2 separate regions of the Homo sapiens genome follow, and region 2 is linked to region 1. A link is an interaction called in ENCODE POLR2A ChIA-PET data of the cell type or tissue named here. Cell type or tissue: HCT116. All regions are shown on one strand. Each heading gives the region's core, and the rest is flanking DNA. Links, peaks and the distances in the headings are about the cores only.

Evidence for each region. Peaks named below come from ENCODE experiments on the same cell type or tissue, not always from the same donor. Only the 100,000 strongest peaks of a DNase experiment are listed, where the experiment ranks them.
Region 2: POLR2A ChIA-PET joins it to region 1 with 5 read pairs; 6 of 35 experiments call an interaction of 5 or more read pairs at or near these places.

The regions. Positions count from the first base shown.
Region 1 is chr2:8,991,498-8,993,997 of GRCh38, forward strand. The region is part of intron 1 of MBOAT2 (membrane bound glycerophospholipid O-acyltransferase 2); the gene reads right to left. Among named protein-coding and RNA genes, the nearest start is that of MBOAT2, 11 kb to the right of the region's middle. In HCT116, for the core only: no CTCF peak of the experiment used is centred there; no DNase peak of the experiment used is centred there.
Region 2 is chr2:9,067,438-9,075,646 of GRCh38, forward strand. No RefSeq gene overlaps it. Among named protein-coding and RNA genes, the nearest start is that of MBOAT2, 68 kb to the left of the region's middle. RefSeq lists an enhancer at 3,507-4,706. In HCT116, for the core only: no CTCF peak of the experiment used is centred there; a DNase peak (open chromatin) is centred at 3,804; H3K4me3 peaks cover 440 bases; H3K27ac peaks cover 816 bases.

The DNA.
Region 1 (2,500 bases), core at 1-2,500:
AAATTACTAAACGGTGAAATATAAGAACTGTATCTTCAACTACTGCTTGACATGGTTTCCAAGCATTATGTAGTCCTCAGTGCCCTGCTCTGGTTATAATCTCATTTGTCAATGTTCCTTTTAAGTCTCAGAACACAAGTGTACTTCAGATTGGACTGAACACCACAAACTTAACAGAAACTGTTACCTAATTCCTGGTGGCCAATAAACTAAATCTAGTCTAGATGTGTTATCAGGGCTCAAAAAGAGAAAACTTAAAATTTTACCCCAAATTTTAAAAATCCTGTTTTCACAAAAAATCCAAATTTCCATCTTCCCTTGACAAATCAGCTTTGGCAGCACCAAGCGAACATTCCTTTATGGTCATCATTAGCAAAAGTGAGTAGGGGCTTTCCCTTTAGCCTGGGAATGGGCTTTCAGACGGTCATGCTGTCCACACCTCAGAAAACCCACGCATCTGCCTTTCCATTCATGTTCCTTCCCTGGTACCCTCCAGACATCTGAACTTGGAATTTATGTTGGGACTAGCTATTTCGCCTAACCTCACAATCTGGTCAGCTAAGCAACACCATACAATAAACACAAACTCCCAGGCTTGTTGATAAAATGTACTTCCGGTCTCAAGTCATTTTCTGTCTATACAATTAATTTCTAGACCTTTATTGCAGGTCTTTACATCTATCTTGAAATTTAATATTGTTAAATTAGATGCATCCAATTTTACTATTTATTGAGCACCCAGTAGATAAATGGTTTTGTAACTACTTGTTCTGTAACAGCCAGCACCTCTCTCCATTCATTCTTTTTGTTTGCTTTAATACAGATTTGAAGGTCTCGCTACATTGCCTGGGCTGATCTCAAACTCCTGGACTCAAGGGATCCTCCTGCCTTGGCCTCCCAAAGTGCTAGGATTACGGGCATGAGCTACCGTGCCCAGCCTCTCCATTGAGTTTTAACAAGTAAAGTATCACTTAGATGTTTTTCATGTATATATTGTAGTTTTAGCTATAATCTAGTTTCAAAAAGAAAATTAAAAGAACCAGAATGTTTTGTTTGTACAAGCAGGGAGCTATCTATTTTATTTTAACATATACCATACATGTATTGAACTACTTAAATATATCTAAAATTATATGTTATGTATCACCCTGACCTTCCACTAACACCTAAGTCTGGCGGAGAAAATCTCCAAAACCTGAAAAAGTTTCTATGAGATGATGGATTAAAATGGGAAGCTATGTCTTTGTCCAACGCCTAGACAGAAGCAAGGCATGCTGGTCAGAGCTTGGGACTTCCCAGAAGAATGTGGTCCACGGGGTTGGCAGCTGGCTGGTCGCCTGGCTCAGCAGAGCTTTCCCCACTCCACAGGGACACGGGTTTACCTGTTCCTTTGAGCTGCTCTGGGAGGATCTGTCAATGATTCATCTGCTGCTGCCAAAAAGCCAGGCTTCCCTGGACTGGATGGATGGCTGGAGGACATGGAGGGTGGGTGAGATATCCCAAAGGAGTCTTTCTAGAGGGCCCTACTAAAGGGACACTAAAAGTGGCAGTCCTTTGTTCTCTATCAATAAAGACAATTGTGCAACTGCAGGCTTCTTTTATCTGAATCTCTTGATTAAAATGCTCATAAAGCTTCTTTTTCCAACCACACCTGACACTGTAATCATCCAGCTGAAAATAGTGGTACCTCTCAGAATTATCTTCAATTCTTTTTGAATAATCCAGCCAAAATCCCCCAAAATTCTTCAATGCTTTGCATGTCCTCAGCCTCCTTTTAAGTAACCCATTTTAAAAAGGTTTCTATCACTCACTTCTTACCTAAGAGAGACCTGCTGCGCGGTCCTTCAGTGAGCCTAACCACTAAAGGCATCGGAATGCTCAAGACTCCACAGCAGTAAGAGGCACAGACCAGCTGCAAGAGAAAGCAGCTGCAGAGTGACCAGAAGCTGATTAGGGGAGCTCAGTCTGTGGAGAAGCTTGTTGGCCAGTGAAGTGAGTGTCCACAGATTTCCTAGCCCCTAACCTGCCTTCTACCTAGCCCAGGAGGCGTGAGTGCCAATGAAAGACAGGAAAAGTGCACAGTTCCCAGGAAAAGTCCCCTGGGAACACCCAGCATGACCCCACTAGACCCACTAGACCGCATCCCTCAGAACCTGGCCTTCCTAACTTCCTCAGCAGGACCTGGCCCTCTCTACCAGGAAGTGCTCCAAGGAGCTGCGGTGTTTTATGTCTGAAAATCACTGCATTCAACTGCAGTACCTCCGCTGTACCCTGTGTCTTGTTCACCACCTGGCATACATGAGACACTTCACTCCTTGCAAAATGGATGACAGAGAACACTCTCCTAGGCTCTGAAGAAAGTAAAGCCTTAAACAGCATGGTGCCCTCTCCAGCCCCTGGAAAAGCACTTAAAGTCAGTAACACCCAAAACGCCAGGTTCTGACTCCGTGTGCATTGTCTCCTCAGTGCTAACCACAACTCCGTAGGGAGACACCCACTA
Region 2 (8,209 bases), core at 2,381-4,880, 78 kb after region 1:
CCAATATTGACATAATATTATTAACCAAGTCTATATTGTATTCATATTTTCTTAGCTTTTACCTAATGTCCTGTTTCTATTCCAGGATTCCACCCAGGATACCACATTATACATATTTAATTGTCCTGTGTCCTTAAGCTCCTCTTTGCTCTGAAAACTTATCAGACTTCCCTTGTTTTTAAAGTCCTTAAAAGTTTTAAGATCTGGTCAGACATTTTGTGTACTGTCACTCAAGTGAGATTTGTCTCATTTTTTTTTTACATGATTAGACTGGGGTTTTAGGTTTTGGGGAGGAAGACAATACAAGTAAAATGTCATTTTCATCACATCGTATCAAGGATACATACCATAAACATGATTTATCATGGTTGATGTTGACCTTGCTCACCTGGCTGAGGTTTTGTTTGTCAAGTTTCTCCACTATAAAATTGCCCTTTTTTCCTGTTTCCATGCTGTACTCTTTAGAAGAAAGTCACTCTATGCAGCCCACAATTACAGAGTAGGAAGTTATGCTCCACCTCTTTGAGGGCTATATATATATATGTATGTAACTATTTGGAATTCTTCTGCACAGAAGATTTGTCTCTTGTTTATTCGACCATTTACTTATATCAGTATGGATCCATGGATATTTATTTTATACATAGGGTTATAATCCAATGTTACTTTATTTATTTTCTTGCTCAAATTATTCCAGCTTTGGACATTGGGGGCTCTTTCAGTTGGCTCCTATGTCACTATGACATACCCCCATCAATGTGGGTTTTTTGCTTTTATTTTTATTACTTCCTTGTTTTCTAGCATTATCAGATACTCCAGAATCATCTTGTATATTTCTGCCCAGTTCTAGAACGAGCCCTCTCCCCTTAGAATCCCCCTAGGAATCCTTTTTTTGAAAAATGGTATTAGAAACCAATATCTGGGCACTAAGTATGCTCATTACTACTAGGGTCTTTCTCAGCCAACAGAGCAAGGAAATACATGTATGTATACTAAACTATGTAAATACATTTAGCTATAAATATTTCTGTATGTAACAATCTGTATTAATATTAAGCTAAACATAAGTTCATACTGATGTCTCCAACTCTACTCTAATACCCCAGGGATCATTCTAGCCTCCTCCCCTTACTTATCTGTAAATTCCCACTCTAACAGTGAGAAACCTGGCTCCCATTATGTCATCTACTTATTCAATCATTCAATTCCAGTATACATGGATAGAAGTATCAGAATTATTACCCTACCCCTATAGGAAACAACTTTATCAACAAGAATACAGTATTTATGTACAGTTCCCTTTGCCTTTATTCATAGATACTCCACTTGTTTCCAGAGTTACTTAGATCACCACCTGTTTCCTCCAGCCCTTCAGTGAAATTCCTTCGTATACATGTATTATGGTTATATTCTTTTTCTTACATTCTGTATTCCATCTTGAGATCCCATGATCTATTAAATGATTTTTGCATATATCAAAGTCCATTTTTTGCATTGTACAGCCCCATGAGTTTTGACAAATTCATAATATCATGTATCCATCATTACAGTATAATACAGGATATTTTCACTGCCCTAAAAACATCCTTTGTGCTTCATCTTTTTAAACTCTCCCAACCCACTTGAATCCTTGACAACCACTGATCTCTTTACCATCTCTACAGTTTCGCCTTTCCAGAATATACGTAGAGTTATATATCACTTTTTCAGACTGGTTTCTTTCATTTAGTAATATTCCTTTAAGATTCATCCACATCTTTGCATGGCATAACAATGCATTCCCTTTTATTTCAGAATAGCATTCCATTGTATAAATATACCATACTATGTTTATCTATTTAGCTGCTGAAAGCCATTGGTTGCTCCCAGTTTTAGATGAATCTGCTATAAACATTCATGTACATGTGTGGATATGAGTCTTCAAATCAATTGGGTAAATACCCAAGAGTGTGATTAGTGGATCCCAAGGTAAGACCACGTTTAGCTTCGTAAGAAGCTGCCAAAATGTTTTCCTAGGTAGCTGCAACATTTTGCATTCCCATCAGTGATGAATGAGAGTTCTTGTTGATTCACATCCTCTTCAGCAAAATTTACTCTGGCTATTTAAACCAAATGTGACGTTATTACAGGATAGCAGAAAGCTCAGAGAACTCATCTTTGGGAGCACTAAATCCTAGGCCCTGTGGCTCACTGCCAGGAATAATGCCCACTGTGCCGTAGAAACTGCTCTAGCAAAATGTGACAGACACTATTGCTCAACATGAGGTCTGCACACAGGTGTTCTTCCACCACAGCCCTTGAAATCCATATGCTGCCTCTTCCACCCCTGCCAGGCAACCCACACACACCCCTGTGCATGGTGACCTACTTATGTCACCCACCTCCTCTGAGGCTGTGTCACTGGGTGTATCTGAATCTATGTCCCAAGTTTGTAACTGTAGCCCAAAGGCATCTGTGAATGAGAGTCTTCTGGCTTCTGCCTTGCAAAGGTAGAACTCAGAAAGTGGGAAATTACCAAGTTATCCAAATATAGGAATGGTGTTCAAAGATGTTCTACATCTTTGACACCTGTCCATTATAGACTGTCACTGCAATGTATAATAGCAAAGACACTAGGATACAACCTAAATGTTCAGTAAAAGGCCATGGTCAAACAAAATGCAAACTAGCCATGAGAAAAAATATGAAACTAGAAGAAAATATGTTTTCCAAGGATTTCTACTGATTTTGAAATACAGTATACTCATGCTATGAGGTTACAGGGAATAAAGCAGTATGCAATTCCGTATATGCAGATGATCCAATTTCAAAAATAAAATTCCCTGTATGTATAGAATGAAGCCTGAAGAATATAACACGAAATACTGATGATGGGTTCCACTGAGTTGATTTTACTTTTCTTCTTACTCATTTTTTAATTTTCAAGTTTTCCACAGTGTATTAATTAAAAAAAAAAAAAGCATAACGTGGCTAGGTATGGTGGCTCACACTTGTGGTCCCAGCACTTTGAGAGGCCAAGGCAGGCAGATCACTTAAGGCAAGGAGTTCGAGACCATCCTGGCCAACATAGCAAAACTCTGTCTGTACTAAAAATACAAAGAATTAGCTGGGCATGGTGGTGCACACCTGTAATCCCAGCTACTCAGGAGGCTGAGGCACAAGAATCACTTGAACATGGGAGGCAGAGGTTGCATTGAGCCAAATTGGGCCACTGCACTTCAGCCTGGGTGACAGAGCGAGATTGCCTCAAAAAAAAAAAAAAAAGTGTTATCCTCCCTCTACCAAAAAGATTTTCATATACAAAAGCTTTCATAGTCCTAAAGAAGATGCCATCCCTCACTGAAATATAATTTACTTAAAGGTTCTCATGGATTTTAAAATAAAATCAATTATAACAGATTCTTTAAAGGAAGAAGTTGTTTTAGCATTCTTTATCAGCATGTATAATTGATTTGAATTTCTTCACTATAGAAAGTTTGACTCAAGCTCTTACTTGCTAGGTATAAGATATGGGTAAGCTGCTGTAATAAAAAGATTCTAAAACACAGTGGCTTTAACAACTTAAAAGTGTATTTATTTCTCCAGTGATAGTCCAGAGGTGAGCAGTCCAAGATTAGCAAGGTGGCTCTGCAATGTGAGGTTATTCCATGACTTGGGTTCCATTCCTCCGGTGTCTCTGCCACCTCCTAGGGTGAGGTCCTCATGGCACGGTTGAAGCTGACTCACCTCCATTCATGTTCATGCTCTGGCCTATTGGAGATGAGGAGAGAGAAACTTCAGGTCATTTCACTTTGTCTCAGAGAGGATGACTCAGAGGCCATTCAGAGCACTCCTGTTCACGTCCTGTCTGCTCAGGCTTAGTCACGTGGCCACACCTAGCTGTAAGAAGGCTTGGAATTGTAGGGTCTAGTTGGGTGGCCATGTGCCCTGCTAACACTCAGAGGTTCTATCCTTACATGCAAGAAAAGGAGAATGGGCCGGTGCAGAGGAGCACCCCTGCAGTCCCAGCTACTCAGGAGGCTGACGTGGGAGGCTCACTTGAGCCCAGGAGTTTGAAATCAAAATAGTAAGACGCTGTGTCAGAAAAAAAAAAAAAGAAAAGAAAAGAAAGAAAGAGACGGAAGGAAGGAAGGAAGGAAGGAAGGAAGGAAGGAAGGAAGGAAGGAAGGAAGGAAAGAAGGAGGGAGGGAGGGAGGGAGGGAGGAAAGTGTGAGCCACCGCGCCTGGCCAGTCGATTTCCACTCTTAACTGGATTCAAATCATCGTGGGAATTTGAACTCTGCACGTGTTAGGGCTGCACCCCCTGAGATTCTGATTCAGTTGATCAAGGGAGGTCCTCTTTCCTAAACACCCTACTTCCTGCTTGCCCTTCCCAGCCTCAAAGAATCCACTTCACAAAACCATTCCCTTCCTAAATCCTTAATCTCCAGACTCTAAGTCCTTCCTTTCTTGGACATACAGCAAATCCCCTTCAGGGCATAGACCTTTTAAACACAAAACTCTGAATGAATCATTTCTAGGGTGTCCAACTCAGTCCTGGAATATCCTCTTCTATTCTTTCAAACAGTAAAGCAAACAAGTGGCTCTCCCTCCCAGGGAAAGGAGAGCTCAGGCTTCCAGAGGATGAGAGAAAGTATTTCATTTCTTCCAGATGGGTCGATAGCAACAAAAACAAATTGAAGATAAATATCAATAGATCTCCATCCTACATCAAATTACAAATACATCTCTATGCTACCAATATGTTATGGGCTGAATCGCCCCCCTATCCCCCCACCGCCCACCATTCATGTGTTGAAGTCCAGACCCCTAGTACCTGACTGTGACCTTATTTGGAGATAGGGTCTTCACATAAGTAATGAAGTTCAAATAAAGTCATTCGGGTGGGCTTGATCCAATATGCCAGGTGTTATTTTAAGAAGGGGAGATTAGGACACAGACCCAGAGAAACCCCCACGTGAAGACACAGGGAGAAAGCCACCTACAAGCTCAGGAGAGAGGCCTCGGAGGAAGCCAACCCTGTGGATACCCTGATCTCAGACTCAGCCTCTAGATGGTGACAGAATAGATTTCTTCTGTGGATCCACCATATGGTATATATACATATACTGTAGGCACCCAGTCTATGGTACTTGTTTATAGTAGCCTTAGCAAACTAATACAATATGACTTCTGAGCATAAAACAGACATTGTAGTGGGAGGCTTATAAATATTTGCTGCTTTATTGTTATTGATTATTAACAGAGGGATTTAGCTGAAGGACTAGGGGCAATGAATCTGGATTTCCTGCTAAAACTGGTCCAGGCAAGCCGAAGACAAGGTCAAGAACAAAGCCTCATTGAAAACAGGGCTCAGAGGAGCTTGACTAAAATGTGGCCAAGGAGAGCATCTTTGTCACCCAGACTCTCTGTGATAATTAATCATGACAAGCAGCTGTTGTGAAATCTTTATCACTCAATTTATTTCAATTCCTCTGCAAATAATCTTAAAACAGTCTCATTTTCCAAGAGGGAAAAAAGATGGCAGTCCAATATTTCAGGCTAATGACCTGCACGCTCTACCAAGAAAACAGGAAAACATGCCTGGAGTTGGCTGGTGCCCAGGTCAAGCGGATGGCACAGCCCAAGCAGCGGTGGCCTTGGACCTGACTGGGCTGGACAATTGTCCATGTTCAGAAGTTCTTCAGGCCATTTTGGACAACGCAGAGGAGTTAGACAACATGGGAACCCCAAGGCTGACCTTGGCCAAGAAAAGCCCAAAGATTATTTCAATCCAGACGGTTGCCATATCTGTTCCTTTTCTGTCTGTCACCTCCTTTTAGTCGCAGCAGCTGTGGGACATTTCTCTGGGAAGGCAGCAGCACCCTGTTTCTCTGGAACATGGATTTGTGTGAGGTGAGAATGCTGTGTTCACAGCAAATGTGGCAAAAACAGGGGTGGTGTGTTTTTTCCCCAAAGACTTTACTGTTTCTCAGAAAGCTATTTATGAAAAAGGCTTAAAACCTAATAGGAATGGGATGGGGTTATAGAAACACTTCCTTTGCACCTATACATATCCCTAGGACTAAAGCTAAGCTGTGAGAAAAACAAATAATAATACACATGGAATGAATGTTAAGAATCCCCACGTTCCATGATTTCTACTCTTTATTTTTTTCATTTTTTTTTTAGTCGGAGTTTTGCTCATTGCGCAGGCTGGAGTGTGATGGTGCGATCTTGGCTCACCACAGCCTCCACCTCCTGGGTTCAAGCAATTCTCCTGCCTCAGCCTCCAGAGTAGCTGGGATGACAGGTGCCCACCACCATGCACAGCTAATTTTTGTATTTTTAGTAGAGACGGGGTTTCATCATATTGGCCAGGCTGGCCTCAAACTCCTGACCTCAGGTGATCTGCTTGCCTCGGCCTCCCAAAGTGCTGGGATTACAGGTGTGAGCCACCACGCCCAGCCAGTTGATTTCTACTCTTAACTGAATTCGAATCACCTGGGGAATCTGAACTCTGCACCTGTTAGGGCTGCACCTCCTGAGATTCTGATTTAGTTGAACAAGGGAGGGGCACTCTGAGCTTTTAAAAGAAAACACATATTAAACCTCCCCCCAGGTGAGTTTAGTGTCCAACTAGATTCAAAATACTGATCTGTTTTAACTTCTAAGCTTTGTGGATGAGGAAACTGAGGCCCAGGGAAGAGGAGTAACTTGTGAAAGTTCACAAAGCTAGTTAGTGGCAAAGCCAAAAATAAAACTGGCATTCTACAGCACTGCAGACCTTAAGAGGTTTATTAACTTCACCTGGTAACCTCAGTCGGCACACCTGTTTACTTACGGTGTTAGGAAATAAGCAACAAAATCTAGACACTTTTAACTAGTGTTCATCTGACATTTGGAGTGACATTTGAATGGGGACTGATTTCACAGGTGGTCAGTTCTTTAATGAATATTTCCTCATGTAACAAAAAAAGGCTTCCTGGTATAGTCTTTAAAAAATGGTGGCACATGGGAACAATAGACACCATGTGTTACTAGAGAGGAAGGTGGGGGAAGCATGGGTTTAAAAACTACCTATTGGGTACAATGCATCCTGCCTGGGTGCAATATATCCAGGTAACAAGCCTGCACAGGTACCCCATGTCTAAAATAAAAGCTGAAATTGTAAAAATAATTAATTAAAAACAACAAAAACTGTGGTGACGGCTGGGCACAGTGGTTCACGCCTATAATCCCAGCCCCTTGGGAGGCCAAGGCAGGTGGATCACCTGAGGTCAGGAGTTTGAGACCAGCCTGACCAACCTGTTGAAACCCTGTCTCTACTAAAAATACAAAAATTACCTGGGCATGGTGGCAGTCTACTCCAGAGGCTGAGGCAGGAGAATCGCTTGAACCCGGGAGGCAGGGGTTGAAGTGAGCCAAGATCGTGCCATTACACTCTAGCCTGGGCGACAAGAGTAAAACTCTATCTCAAAAACAAACAAACCAACTAACAAACAAAAAACTGTGGTGACTTGAATAATGATTGCTCAGATAATGAGAATACCCTACACCAGGTGATATGTTGTCCTTGTGGATTCATATGGAAATGGACACCTGCCATGTTTGCAGGCAGAAAAACAGGCTTCGAATTCCACCCACACCTGATGGCTATTCTCTGCCTGGAACGCCTCTCTTACCCTCCCATGGTAACAGACTCACACCCCTGATTACAGGGGTTGGCACATCACGAGACTGGATCAGTCATTATACCCCATCCTTTGAAGTTGGTAATGAGGTCATCCTTCTCCCAAGAGTGAAAGCTACATTTCTACACGAGTTGTTTCACAGCTAGCCTGGTGTCCAGCAGTTGTCCATGCAGACCGGGTTCACCCCTAGCTGCCTCAAAACCTGAGCTGGCGGTCACAACTGAAAGGGTTATTTAGTAATATCCCCTCTGCCTTAAGGACTCAGTATCTGTGGGTGAAATCTTCTTACTCAGGTTTATCTACTGCCTGGCAGCCATAGCAGTTGTAGCTATTTGACATCTTGATGGCTGTCTCTGTCCTGTGCTTTTATCAAAAGAAGCTGAGCAGTGGCCTTCCCAAGGAAAAGGAGACAGGGATGTGTTTTGGGGATAGAAACTAGAGCCTCGAATACTCCAGCTCCTTTTGACTGTATGTTGAAGGGACAGAGCAAAGACATTTTGGCCCTGCTGGGGCCCAGAAAAATGACACTCTAAGTA